Regions from separate parts of the Homo sapiens genome. Here region 2 is linked to region 1. The links are chromatin contacts, found by Hi-C or POLR2A ChIA-PET in ENCODE. All regions are on one chromosome and are shown on one strand. Each heading gives the region's core, a stretch centred on a gene start or an enhancer-like site at or near the end of the contact. The rest is flanking DNA. Distances are from core to core; before and after follow the strand shown.

Region 1 (2,700 bases), core at 35-2,534:
GTGCCAAGTCATGAGAGCACCACGCCACGTCATGAGAGCGTCACGCCATGTCATGAGAGCACTGCGTCCCTTCATGGAGCGCCACACCACGTCATGAGAGCGCCACGTTACATCATGAGAGCGCCACGTTACATCATGAGAGTGCCACGTCACATCATGAGAGCGCCACGTGACATCATGAGAGCGCCACATCCCTTCATGGAGTGCCACACCACGTCATGAGAGCACCATGTCACGTCATGAGAGCGCCACGTCACATCATGAGAGCACTGTGTCACTTCATGGAGCACCGTGCCACATCATTAGAGCACCGCGTTACGTCATGAGAATGCCACACCACATCATGAGTGTGTCGCATCATGTCATGAGAGCACCACGTCACATCATGAGAGCACCATGTCACGTCATGAGAGCGCTGCGTCACGTCATGAGAGCGCCATGTCACATCATGAGAGCGCCACGTCACATCATGAGAGCGCCACGTCACATCATGAGAGCGCCATGTCACGTCATGAGAGCACCATGTCACATCATGAGAGCACCACGCTACATCATGAGAGCACCACGTCACATCATGAGAGTGCCACGTCACATCAAGTACTTATGGTTTACAGGGGTTAGGCTATGGGCATCTTTGGGAGCCGTTATTGTGCCTGCTTTGTGGTATACCGTCATCACTCAGTGTTCTCCATTATCTTTCTGTCTGCCATATGCCTTTCCTCTTTTTGTTTTCTTCTCTGACATTATCTTTAATATTTTCCGTGATGGTTCTTTTAAAAAAATTGGTCACTGTTCTTGAAATAATGGAATTTTTCCTGGAGTAGCGCTGTTTTGGAGAGTAGTTGGGAGAAGGCCTAGCAAATATCCCCAAGGAGTCTGTGGATATCATTCAGGGGAGATCTGTGAGTTTGGATGGGAAGAATGTTCTCTTCTTTATTTTCTCTAATGAATGTGAGTGACACAGCCCATTAGTATCAGTAGGTCCTATACATTTTTCACATTAGAAATTAGATACCTTCATATTGTTACAGTTTTGCTGAAACGTCAGTTGCTGTCACCACTACTTTCAAATTATGCCAGTTATTAGGCCCGCTGCTAGATATGATTAATTGGTGCATAAATATTACAAACTTTAAAAATGTTTTACCATTCTCTTTGTCATCTCTGTGTTTTATTTCATGCACTCGAAGTCCTTGTTCTGATAAAGGATGTATCCGCGTCACCAGTCATCAGAGTGACAGCGAGGTTCGGGCACTGGAACAGTGCCAGGCCGAGGCCTGGGGACGTGCTGGCAGGGCAGGCAGCGTGAGTCCTGCCTCCTGCTTTCATCCTGTGCTCTCTGCTCCTCTTTGTGGGGTGTGGTCCTCTCCAGACTAACAGGAAGTCTCCTTGACTCACACCAAAACCTACATGTCACAGATTTGGGGTGATTTCACTTGCACTTCTCAGTGACTGGTGTCAGCATGGCTGAGGCTGGTCTTGACCTGCAGTTTCTCCCACACTGGGAACAGACAACCATTTGCTCTGGCAGATGCTCGTCCGTGTTTCCTCCCCACTTCCTGCTGTTGCTCACAGTGTCCAAAGAGGTTTTGGGGTTTGCCCGTGGACTTGACCTTGTGGTTCCAAAGAGAGCGGGGCTCAGGGTTGATGACTCCACTAGTTTGTGCTTCAGCCCTGGGAAAACCTTGATTCTCTTTGCCACCCCCAAGGTCTACAGAGGGTCTCCCTCATCCTGGCCCTCCTCTTCCCAGTCCCAGGTGCCAAGCACCTGGGGGTCAGTCCCCCACTGAGTGGTGTCTTCATAGAAGTGGAGATTCCTTTTCTGTTTCTCTTTCTTGTTGTTCGTAGTTGATTTTAGAAATGACACGGGGGCTAGAGCTTTCCCCCTGCCCTCTTTATCAGGAACTCTTTTTAGCTTTTTCTGTAACTTTTTAACAAATTGCTGATGTTATTTGCAAAAAACAGATGATACAGAATTGTGTGAAGCAGAAACTTCTTCTCCCAACTCAGTCACCTCTTTTCAGGGTGACCTCGGAGGCAAAAGTGGTATGTATTTTCCATTCTTTTCTCTATGCTTATAAATATATTTCAAGAATTCAGTCCATTTATTATTTATATTGGTATATCTGGTAAAGCGAAATACAGTTTCTTACTTTTAATAATCATATTGTTGCACAACCAATCTCCAGAATGCTTTCATCTTGCAAAAGTGAAACTCTGTACTCATGAAGCACTCATTCCCCATTCCTCTCTCCCCAATCCCCCCACCCTCTGTTTTTTTTTGTCCCTGGTTCTATTTTTTGTTTCTGTGAATTTGGTTACTGTAGAAACTTCCTATACATAGAATCGTACAGTGTGTGTCCCTTGGTGACTGGCCTGTCGCACTCAGCAAATGTCCTCAGGGTTTGTCCATGTTGCAGTGTGTGTCAGAATTTCCTTTCTCTTTAGACTATTCCGTGGTGTGTGTATAGCCCTTGTTGTTTTTCCATTCATCTGTTGCGGGAGACTGGGGTTGTCTCTACCTTTTGGCTCTTGGGCATAGCCACCTGTTATGGACAAGGAGCACTAAAATCACCGTTTTTGTTTTTTTTTTTTTTTCCTGCAGATAACTGACTGCTCTCAAATGTCCCTTATCTCTGATGAAGGAACTTGATTGTTTATTTTTTGATTATTTATTTGTTTAAAGGCAAGGTTGAAAGT
Region 2 (2,712 bases), core at 159-2,658, 1.3 Mb after region 1:
AAGGATTTATATTTTCACATTTCATAAAATAATCTTCGATAAAGTACAAAACCCAGACATTTAAGTACTCAGAAAATAATAAATTGTTTTACTTCATCACTATGCCTAGTCAGTATGCCACATGAGAGCAGTTAAGTGCGTATACTCAGTTTACTTTGCAGTTACAGCAGCCTGTTTCTGTATTGCACATAGACTCTCAGAAAATTATTGGCTTAATGGAGACAATCATCATGCTTCTCATCTTCCTCCAAATCTATTTGTTCCACAACCAGTCACAGACCAAGAGGATGGGTAGATCTCACTAAATACGATCATTTGAAAATTAGAAGTGAATAGAAAAATCTGGCAGAAATTTAGGAGATATATATTTTATCATTTCATTTTTCAAATGAGGAAAGTGAGTCTTAATATAAAAACTTAAGACAAATTAAACTTAGCAGACTTTATTTGATCAAAGAATGATTCATTATCAGATCGCACTACAGATCAGAAGAAATTCAGAGAGCTCTGCCCAGCAGTGTGAACAAGCTTTTATGGGCCAGACATAGGAGCAAAGTAGAAAAATCACCTGCTTGCCTACAGCTAGACATCCGTCTTGTTTGAACATGGTGTTATTTAATTTTGGCAATACTATAAGGCAGTAGAAAAATATTGCACATATGTACATACATCCAGATATAGATAGACATGTAACAGAAACATTACAAATTTTTAGCCATGTGCCAGGTACAATAATACAAATCTCACTAATTTATTAAAGAATATCTGGATCTAAATTGTTTTTGGCTAATGCCACTTAAATGGCTAAAGCTTCTTACTAATATTTGTGAAAAAGATCATTAATGTTTTTTTATTTGCTCAGTTTCCAAATATCTATTTTTCTTACTTCTACTTCTGATGAGTTATCTACCCTAAACTTGCATTTTAAATAGATACCTATTAAACTCTAGAGAAGACTGTGTAGAAAATTTATATCTCAAAAGCACAGAGCTTGGACTTCCAGCTTAAATGCTTTAATTTGCCCAAACCAAGAAAGAAAGATGTAAAGACCCAGTTAGGGCAAGACAGCTAGGAAAAGCACTTTAAAGGCAAGGCTTCTGTAGATTTAAGCCAACGCTTTCTTCCTTATCAGAGTTTCCAGTGTTCTCTGTCCAGAGAGGTAGACCTTCTTACAAATGGAGATTCCCTTTAGGGATGTAAATTTCTCTTACAAAGAGTCCTCAAAATAAGCAGGTGAAAATAGTTTTTCTGCCAAAAAGTTGTATTTTGGAGATTTATTCTGCTAAATCAGTGGTTTTCCAACCCACCTTCTGTCTTTTAACTAAAATACTAAGTGGGTGGAACCCACTGAAGACTAGAACAAATATTTTGTGTGCCTGACTCACCATGGTTACTTCTAATCTTGCTCTATAATCACAGACTGGTACAACTTTTCTCTCCTGTTTTGTTTTCAAGATTGCAAGACTGAATAATATTTCCCCCCACCCACCAGAAAGAGTTTGGGGCATAGCAAAGATCATGACAACAAGAAAGAATTGGCAGAGTATGTGTTTAGCGGGAAGTTTCATAAGAGGTGTTTCAGTTGACTGCAGGGTTCCCATGGGAGAAGCAGGATTAAAGAGAGAAAACAGAAAAGACTCATTCTTACAAATGTTTTTCTAAATATGATTCAACTGTCAGTCAGATAGCTTCAGGTATGGGGACTTCCACATTTGATTTGAAACTTCCATTTTTTTTCTCTGGGGGATTGGTTGATTATTGCCCAGGGAGTGTAGCCCTTGGGGGCTTTCTCTAGTAGGTAGACAGGCCAGGTCCATCAGATGACTGGTATAGAAATGAAAAATTTCTTATGCAAAGGCCTGACTATTTAAAATACAGGTAAACTTCTTGGGACACGCGGTCCTTTACTTTTGAGGCAACTCCTCTGGGGTTCAAAATAGCTACAAGGAGGTCTTCTCAGTCCCCATAGCTGGCGTATTATAAAGGCATGCACCTCTTTGTCCTTTGTAAAAAGTCTCCCCACTGTGGCCTTTGTAACTTAAAATTACCTTTGGTCAGGTTCACTCATTTTTCTAGAAAAACACATGTTCTGGGTCCATGGTTCTTATACATAAAATATGCTGCAGTCCCACATGGAAGAGTTCTAGAGCCCTTGGATTCAAAAAACACATGATATGCTGTCTTCCAGGAACCTTACCTACCAGAGGCCTCCTACTGGACCCAGTCTGGTTTCTTTACCAGATCCATTCCAATTCTGAACCCAGTCCAGTCAACAAATTGCTCAAACAAAGTTAGAGCTCAAAACATAAATTTGCAGAGTTTGAATCCAAGAGGAAATTTACCCATAATCTTCAGTTGCAGCGTGAGAGCAATGGGCCCTAGTGGGTATCTACACTTGGGCATTCCTTGTTCCGGGGGGCCACTGGGTATCCTTCAAATCTTACTTCTAACACCAAATAGTTAAAAGAAAAACTTTACCAATGAGACAGAAAATTAACAGGCCTATTCAGGACTTGAACTCAGCTCTGGACCAAGCAAACCTAATAGACGTCTACAGAACTCTCTACCTCAAATCAACAGAATATACATTCTTCTCAGCACCACATAGCACTTATTCTAAAGTTGACCACATAATTGGAACTAAAACATTCCTCAGCAAAGGCAAAACAATGGAAATCATAACAAACAGTCTTTCAGACCACAGTGCACCAA

Evidence for each region. Hi-C counts contacts between places; a loop is a spot of excess contacts on that map. ChIA-PET counts read pairs that join two places held with the same protein, here RNA polymerase II (POLR2A). Pooled maps may share reads with other maps.
Region 2: a pooled map shows a loop between it and region 1 (11-fold over the local background). The contact joins two enhancer-like sites. A Hi-C loop is called at or near these places in 1 of 37 single-sample maps with no recorded cell type and 2 of 50 pooled maps. POLR2A ChIA-PET finds 5 or more read pairs at or near these places in 1 of 52 experiments (WTC11).

Annotation. Positions count from the first base shown.
Region 1 is chr1:247,405,992-247,408,691 of GRCh38, forward strand. No RefSeq gene overlaps it. Among named protein-coding and RNA genes, the nearest start is that of NLRP3, 8.8 kb to the right of the region's middle. Within about 2 kb of position 1,285, at least 11 of the 41 ENCODE cell types and tissues checked have a DNase peak (open chromatin) inside an H3K27ac peak, as active enhancers do.
Region 2 is chr1:248,687,188-248,689,899 of GRCh38, forward strand. All of the region lies in intron 3 of OR14I1 (olfactory receptor family 14 subfamily I member 1), which reads right to left. Among named protein-coding and RNA genes, the nearest start is that of OR14I1, 14 kb to the right of the region's middle. RefSeq lists an enhancer at 1,419-1,468. Within about 2 kb of position 1,409, at least 2 of the 41 ENCODE cell types and tissues checked have a DNase peak (open chromatin) inside an H3K27ac peak, as active enhancers do.